2 separate regions of the Homo sapiens genome follow, and region 2 is linked to region 1. Evidence: chromatin contacts called from ENCODE Hi-C data. All regions are on one chromosome and are shown on one strand. The core of a region is the stretch at or near the end of the contact, and the rest is flanking DNA. Distances in the headings are between cores, read along the strand shown.

What was found. A loop is a pair of places that touch in the nucleus more often than their neighbours do. Pooled maps may share reads with other maps.
Region 2: a loop to region 1 is called in a map with no recorded cell type, with 4 times the contacts of the local background. The contact joins the promoter of LINC01305 here to the enhancer-like site in region 1. A Hi-C loop is called at or near these places in 7 of 168 maps with a recorded cell type or tissue (colonic mucosa, gastrocnemius medialis, heart left ventricle and 3 more), 4 of 37 single-sample maps with no recorded cell type and 4 of 50 pooled maps.

What each region holds. Positions count from the first base shown.
Region 1 is chr2:173,569,156-173,573,489 of GRCh38, forward strand. No RefSeq gene overlaps it. Among named protein-coding and RNA genes, the nearest start is that of CDCA7, 220 kb to the left of the region's middle. RefSeq lists a silencer at 3,858-3,917. Within about 2 kb of position 2,441, at least 7 of the 41 ENCODE cell types and tissues checked have a DNase peak (open chromatin) inside an H3K27ac peak, as active enhancers do.
Region 2 is chr2:174,324,161-174,328,494 of GRCh38, forward strand. LINC01305 (long intergenic non-protein coding RNA 1305) reads left to right here and starts at 1,867. Exons shown (of 3, transcript NR_038897.1): 1 at 1,867-3,250; 2 at 4,297-4,334. RefSeq lists enhancers at 1,971-2,788, 2,256-2,375.

The sequences.
Region 1 (4,334 bases), core at 1,191-3,690:
AGGACACTGATTGTCTTTCACAGCTTCTAAACAAGATGGACCAAAATTGGGAGAAATGGCTGCTCCAGTGTTCGAATAAATGTGTCATTTAGCCTGCTAAGGTGCTCACTTGGAAAGGGACAATGCTTATTTTAGCTTTTAAGTATTCCCATATTTGTACAAATAAAACCCTACACTTTTGTTCTGCTCCAGTGCCTCCTGCTCAGCCCAGAGTTCCCATGAACCAGCTATGCTGGCTCTGGGTGAATGGGAGGGATGACCAGGGATGGAACCTTAGGAGACAGCTGTCAGGGGTTAGGACATCTTGTACAAGATGCTTAGTGGACTGGAAGGGGAACCAGCAACGTCTGCCTCTGTACTTTCTTATTCTCTTAGAGAAATGTGGAAATAATATCCAAGGGTCCTCTCAAAAAACCGAACACCGCATGTTCTCGCTCATAGGTGGGAATTGAACAGTGAGAACACATGGACACAGGAAGGGGAACATCACACACCGGGGCCTGTTGTGGGGTGGGGGGAGGGGGGAGGGATAGCATTAGGAGATATACCTAATGTAAATGACGAGTTAATTGGTGCAGCACACCAACATGGCACATGTTTACACATGTAACAAACCTGCACGTTGTGCACATGTACCCTAAAACTTAAAGTATTAAAAAAAAACACACATGAACTTGCACTGTGAAAAAAAAAATATCCAAGTGTCCTCTAATCTAGGCCATGGCAACCTGTCCTATTGGACAGTTAGGAAATTTCTCTTATCCCAATACTCAGTGTATGAAATTCATTCTACATAGACTCCTACCGTGTGCCTCATAATCAGTTCTATTTAAATTAAAATGTTTTGAAAGAGGAATTACTCTGGTGATTAGGACAGACTAGGGAATGCCTCTGCTCATTTTTATTCCAGTATGAGACACACCTATAACTGAGGGCACTGACCAAATGGGTAAGAGAAAGCAGAACCAAGCTTCATGGCCTGGAATTACAGACTTGTCTGGCTGATGTTCGGTCACACAAACATTTTCTCATACTGGTAAATGTCGACATCACCCAGAGGGTGCTTGGTCAACTCCAGTGCAAACTATTAACCACATTAGAGAAAATAGCCCTGGAGAGGTATCGCTCAACCGTTTTAACTTCAAAAGATGTCATGAGAAGAGCCACAAATTATTATTGCTGACAATTTGTACAATATGTCCCTGGTGAAATGTGTGTGTCCCTACACTGCACCATTTTACATAACAATATGAAATATTAAAAGGGAAAAACGTTTTGTAATAAACAGCAGTTTTGCTGATTGCGGCTGATTATGTTAAGCAGCTTGTACTGTGGGTGTCAGAGGAGACTTAATAGCTCCTATAACTAATCTCCACGACTGACCTCTCCCCTCGGCTGATGAAGCCTATTCAAAAATCTGCTGCCCTTTGCTCATTTTCAGATCTTATATTTCTGAACTGTTTGGATCGTGCATATATTTGCTAAAGTTGTTGTGTACAGGATTTGTGTGTGTGTGTGTGTTTAAAAAAATATACAATCCATGAAGAAAGATTCCTGCCAGGGCTGTCTTATGCATTATTTAAAAAAAGGAACAAACTACACAAACAGTAAAAACAACGCATATTTACAACATTCATATCAGATACTGTGTCATTTATTATAGCTTAAGACCGTTTCTGTATTGAAAGTGTGCGAAGAAATATAGGGCCAACATTTTTTACTCTAACTTTAAAATAAAGGGTAAAGGATGTCTTTCTGGGGAAAAGCGTCATCTGGGCCATTTCATCAGCCTCGATGGCTGGTACTTAGAAGCAAAGTGCTATTCAATCATGAAGCAATTTCATTTTTCTGATAAAAGTTTTTGATTTAAATGGAATTTCATAGAGAACATTTCAGAGTATAGAGAACTCCTCCATCAGTAAGTGCAGATAAACATGTAAGTGCATATGTGTAAGTGTCTATGATTAACAGTTTGCTCTTCCTCTGTTACCCAAATCCAAGGATGTTTACAAAGCCACAGGGGAAATGTGGAGGTTGGTAAGAGCAGCGCTTTAAAGAGCAGAGACGTCAGTCCTCCCCACACTATTCAAATGCAGCCATCCTGGGGAAATAAAACCAAATAAAGACAAAAGAGGGAGGGAAAAAATCAACAATTCAAAAAGTAAAGTGTGTGAATCTGACTTGCTAGAGAAAGGGGTAGACTCAGTACAACAAGGTCACAAAAAGGTGCAGCCTTCGATGAGACAAATACCGGCTGAAGCTGGCTGATAAATATTTCCTGTAGGATCTGAAGCAGGTTGTCACCAGCAAAACAAAAATCCCTAGGGGGCAGTACATAATTAACAATTTGAAGATGTGGCCGCGTGTCATTGTCTCAAAAGGAGCCAGGGAATCCTGCCCCCAAAAGCACAACCCGAGTTCCCATATTAATCTTACTGTTTCCCTATAAACGAATATCAGTGTTTCCCCAGAGGCTCAGAAGACGCCTTTGCTCTGGGCTGGCAAATGTCTCCTGGCTCATGGTGTCATTTTCCTGTGATTTTAAATCAGCATCACCAAACCTGTTCCTCTAGTCTGAGCAAAATCACACAGCATGTTTAGGAAAGCAAACAAGTATTTTTTTCTATTATCAAAGACATGAATAAAATCGGGACTGAGAGAAGAAATCTATTTACACAGGGTGCCTGAACGAGTGTTTAAAGACTTTTAGAACAGTGACTCTCTAAAAACAACTGACCTTCAACTAAATTGCACCCACACACCAGAACAAAAACTCGGGAGAGATTAACAGAAGTCATAGAGAAGTTTTGGCGTGGTTTAAATATTTCTTCGGTTTATTTCAAGACAGGTTGGAGTTTGGAAGGAGGAAGAGGTTAATTGCCAGAGGTTAATAGAACAAGGAAATACTGAACTTAATCTTGGGGTGGTTCTGGCATTCACTTAAGAGAAGTCAGCAATATTTCCCAGGGGGTAGATCCAGGACAATGCCAATTTCGAGTTTGTTCTGCTGCTGAACCTTGGAAGCAGTGTGGACTACTGCTCAGAGCAACAAATTTGGAGACAGGAGACCTGGGCCACATTCCCACCTGTGACTGAAAGTGGGTGCTCCTTGGGAAGTTTCTCAGATTCTCTGTGTCTTGGTTCCTTCAATTGCAAACTGAGTTCAGATCACTTGCCACCTGCCTACCTAATCAGAATATTGTGAGGGTTAATGAGATTGCACTTGCAAGGTGATTGCCTCATCATATAACTCCAAAGTATTATTATTCATCATAAAGACACAGCTGCAATATTGTATATTGTTACATACCAGATGCCATGTTTCTATTTTTAGCAACCTAGAAATGACAGTGTCTTAGAATTATACAGTGGGAGGGGCCTGGCAATATTACCTGCCCCAAGCTCTGTTCTGGGTCAGGTGGGTGTCTAACCAACCAAAGATGGCTGGCTGTTCAGTCTCACTTTATGTCTAAAGGAGGAAACTCTTCAGCTCGCCTTTCAGAGGAAATTCCAGTGTTATCATTCTGATGGTCAAGAGTTATTGCTTAAGTCTGAATTCTCCCTTCTGTTTTAATTAAAATAATCTTTTTCATTTATTAATATGTATGTGGGTCTCCTTCATGTAGTGATCTTGAGGGGCAGAAACCATGTCCTATGCATTTTTATATTCTTTAAGTCACTTCCTGGTAAGGCAGTACCTAGTAAACACTCAAGAAATGCACTTTGGATTGAATTCAGTTGTTTGTAACTATGTGGGCAGAAAGAAAAACACTGATAGCACATTTCATACTAAGAGCATGGGTCCTGCAGTCCTAGCCCCCTGGAGGCTCAGGCTGGAGGATGACATAAATACAGTTCTGGGCTAACAGGTGGTGTGGCTATGGTGTATGTGCCCACATTTGGAAAGGAAGTTGCACTTCAACTTTCTTTTCCCTAAGACTTTCAAAAAGCCCTGTGGTTTGTGCTATGGCCTGAGTGTTTGTGTCACCTCAAAATTGATATGTTAGAATGCTAATCCCCAAGGTGATGGTAGTAGCAGGTGGGGCCTTTGGGAGGTAATTAGGTCATGACGTTGGAGCCTCTATGAATGGAATTAGTGCCCTTATAAGAAGACACGAGAGAGCTTGCTTCCACTCTCTCTCTCTGCTTTCTGCCCATATGAGGATGGCACGAGAAGACAGCCATCTGCAAACCAGGAAGCAGGCCCCAAACACCAGATCTTCTGGAGCCTTTTGGACTTCCCAGTCTCCAGACTGTGAGAAATAAGTTTCTACTGTTTATAAGCCATCTGGTTTATGGCATTTTGTTACAGTAGTCCAAACAGACTAGCACAG
Region 2 (4,334 bases), core at 617-3,116, 750 kb after region 1:
AATACTTGATTTTTTTTTTCAATTTTCGGACAGGATCTTGCTCTGTCTCCCAGTCTGGAGTGCAGCGGCGCAATCAAGGCTCACTGCAGCTTCGACCTCCCAGGCTCAATCTATTCTCCCATGTCAGCCTCCCCAGTAGCTGGGACCATACGCACACACAACCATGCTCAGCTAATTTTTGTATTTTTTTATAGAGACAGGGTTTTACCATGTTGCCTAGGCTGCTCTCAAACTCCTGGGCTCAAGGGATCTGCCCTGCCTTGGCTTCCCAAAGTGCTGGGATTATAAGCTTGAGCCACTGTGCCCAGCAGATATTTTCTACAATAAAAGTTTTTAAAAAGATATCAGTAAGACTCACCTGGTAAGATTATTGTGTGGATTAAATGAGATGCTGTGTGTAAAGCACTTGGCAGAATGCCTGGTATATAATAACCGCTCAATAAATATTAGCTATTACTTTTAGAGACAAGGCCTCCTCTTCCCCTCCTGGAGAACTATGAAAGCCAGACCATGAAATGTGTGGCTGACTGGAGCAGCTAACCTTACTCCTTCCAAATCAGGCAGCTGCAGGCTGTCATTGCATTCATCCTCATCCAACCTTGCTTCTGTACTAGGCCCTGTGCTTCCCACACACACACTAAAATTCTGTTTTATAGCGGCTGTTGGCTTTGCCTTTAGTTTCACAGTAAGTTTTAGCTGGGAATGTTATTTCAGTGGAAAATGGAAGGCAAGAACTTTTTTAGCTCAACTATTAATAAGTATGGAGCACATTGTTAGGAATTTTCCTATATAGTTTTATTTAACCTTCATAACAATCCTTCAAAGTCGAAATTATTAGCTTCATTTTAGAGAGAAGGAAACACAAGTTTCAAGGCCCGCCCAAGGTCACAGGGCCTTAAGTGGTGGGCCTTAAGTGGTGGGCCTTAATTCACACCCACCTCCTGAGACCTCCAAAGGGCTTGTGCTTACCCAGGAGCCCTAGCTATCAGCTCTGTTGCCTTTCTTTTCCTTATCCTAGCTTAAAAACAACTGCCATCCAGAAAAGGTTAAGTTGACATTCCTAATCAAAAGAGTCTGGACCAGACGCGGTGACTCACGTCTGTAATCCCAGCGCTTTGGGAGGCCCAGGTGGGTGGATCACGAGGTCAGGAGTTCGAGACCAGCCTGACCAAGATGGTGAAACCCCGTCTCTACTAAAAATACAAAAAATTAGGCGGGCGTGGTGCCGGGCGCCTGTAATCCCAGCTTCTAGGGAGGCTGGAGCAGGAGAATCGCTTGAACCCGGGAGGCGGAGGTCGCAGTCAGCCGAGATCACGCCACTGCATTCCAGCCTGGGCGACTGGGTGAGACTCTTTTCAAAAAAAAAAAAAAAAGAGTCTGACGCCGTATTTATCTGTCTTGTAGAGGCAGAGGCAGCACTGGTTTGCAGCCCAGCGGTAAGAGGTCTGCCCAACTGATGAGGAGAGTTACAGGCTTGGGAGTAGCTTGGGCCGGGCAGAGGGGAGGCTCTGAATGTAGTAATAGAGAGAAAAAGGTTTTCAGGATTGCACCGATATTTGTGTTTCATTTCCCCCTTGTTCCAAATGCTGTTCAACTTAAGGGAAGAAGAAAGCAGGGAGGGATACCTTATACGAAAACTGTTCCATTCCGAAAATTAAAAACAGCCAGCTGCCATCAAATACCAAGGGCCCTTATATTCAAACTTCAGCTGTAATTTAGTTGGGAGGTTGCAATGGCACCCTAAACTGTCAAATGATTTGACCTTAGAATCCTGCTTACATAAAGCCGGACAATTCCATGCAAGGGGGGTGTCTGGTTACAACTGAAGTTATTGGTTGTTTACGTCCGACTTGTCCGGGAATGGAGCAGAGAAAGAGGAACCAGAAGAAAGAGAAACTCGCGACAACAGAGTTGCCGAAAGAGAAGTGTTGGCGCCTCAAACTTGAGGATCAGCTTCTTGGGCCCCACTCCAGGGTGTCGCGGGGGTCGGGTTCTTTCCGCCGCCCCCCGAAAGATTCTCAGCTAACCCTTTCCCCGCCGAGACCAAGAGGCCCTCACTCTGACACCACTCCGGGAGCCAAGCTACTGTAAGGAGCTGATACCACCCCTCGCCGGCGCGAACCGCCCATCTCCCCAGACCCGCCCACCCCCTGCTGCGAATCCCTGACGTTCTAGCCCGGCGAAGGTCCTCTTAAATTAGGAAACAATAGCTATTTAAGAAGAAGCGCAAATAACCCGCGCTCTGCGCGCCCAATCGTGGGATTCTTGGGAGTTCCCCGCGGGCAAGGAAGTCTGCTGCTCCCCGCAGCTGCGGAGGAGAGGAGGGAGCCTGCGTGCTGGGGCAGGGTGTCGCGAACTTGGGGCAACCCACCTCCAGAGCCCCGCCCCCGCTTTCCCGCCTGCCGGGGACCTGCCGAACGCGGAACCACCCTCCTTCCTGAGGCAAATTTGGGAGGGGAGAGGTCCAGAAGCTGTAGAGTCGGGGCGCCAAGCGCCAGATTCTGCCGCTCGGAAGTTGGGGGCAGTCCCCAGTCCCGCCTCAGGCCCCCGCGCTCACAGGGCGCTCCGCCGAGGGCGCGGGCCAGGCGCGCGGTGTCACCTCCACGAAGTCATTTACTTGCCCTGAAGGAGCTGGCCCTCGACCCCTTGGAGGATGGAGATTCCTCCCATTCCCTCCTCCGCCTCCCCCAGGTCGGCGAAGAGACGTGGAATTGAGCTGGACCGATGATTCCGCGAGCTCTGTAATTATGCACACACTGAAATCTTCACCGTTGACTTAAGTTACTTGGCGCTGCGAGGGCTGGGGCCCTGCATATTGATTAAATGCAGCCTCTATTTACCTAAACAATAAATGTAGAGATTAGCAACGTTCACTTGATCACAATAATGGGATTGACAATTAAGGGGCAATGCATCCCAGATGTAGCGGAACCTATGGGCTGCGTGCAGCAGGCAGAGGGCTTCTCAGAGAGGGGCGCTGGGCAGTTGCGGCGGCGGAGGTAGTGCAGAGCAGGAAGCAGCGCGGAAGCACAGCGGGAGGCGGAGGGGGACGCCCAGCCTCGTCAAGGTCTTCGGCCACCCCGCCCGGGAGGCTCGAAACTGGCTTTGGGGTACCTGAATGCCTCGACTCCCAGGGAGACATCGGGAGCTCGGAGCCACTCTCCCTGTGGCGATGGCACCTGCCTCAAGGCCGTCTCGCTTGCTGATGCCTGGCCGGGAAGGAGGATGGACGCCGCTGGCATGTGCCCTGGTAAGTGTGTCTGTTTGTCATCAGTGTACATTCTGCATGTGGCAGCAGGGCGAGGGGGAGGCGCACGTGTCTAAAGTGCACGGAGCCTTCCTCTACCCCTATGTATATACCCTTCAGTCAATGTTCCAAGAAGCGGGTCAGGGCGGAGGGTATCCATCTGGACTCTGGAAGGGCGTGGGTTTGACATCGGTAGGTGTGACAGGAAAGTCCAGCCTGTCAGAGTTGGGCTCTACAGTGGCCGAAATCAAGAAAGGATGGACGTGTCGGCCCAGGGCTGGCCTGTTTCCGGATATGTCACGGGGGTGCCTCGTTCCTCGAGGGGAGTTTTAGGATGTATCTTTTTTTCTCACCCTCTCACTGAACTGTAGGGTTCTGAGAAGAGGTTCTAGGAAGGAGAGGGCTGAAAGGAACTAAGAAAAGAACCCAGGAGAGTGGAACATGGGGTAATAAAAGACAGATGAGCACAGTTGGGTGTGTGTGTGAAACCGTGATCCACCTGGAAGGGGTTCCAAACCCTGGACTAACATCGCATACTGGCTGCAAAAGACACATGCGTGTTGCTTCTCTGCTCTTTCCCTCTTCTGTCTGAGCCCCATTATCAACCTGGAAGGCTTCTCATTCCACATTTAGACACAAACAAAAGGATTTGTCCCAGACACTCAAGAACAAGCCAGGACGAAGCCCTTTCCCGCCAAACCACGAAGGCCGGGAAATAAACAGCGCCTGCCCAGGCTCTGGGCGCGCGAGCCCAGGAGAGGACTTGGGTGGGAAGAGGATCTAGAAGATCGGAAGGAGGGAGAGAGGGAGGGAGAGAGGGAGGGAGGGAGAAGCTTGGAAAGAGAAGAGGGAGGAGGAAGAGGAGGGACCAGCAAGGCAGAGTTGGACCCGGGGTTCTGTTATAACCGCCCTTCCCCGCCCAGGGTCTTTCCATCCCCTGTCCCCCTCCCCCATTTCAGAGCTGAAGGCCGACTGTGGGAGGAGGAGGTTAAACAAAGGGAATCCTCCTCCTCTGGGACGGGTGAAGTGCGTTTGTCTTCTCCTTGCAGGCTCTGGAAAAACTGGCAGGAATTTCCTTGTCGTGAGA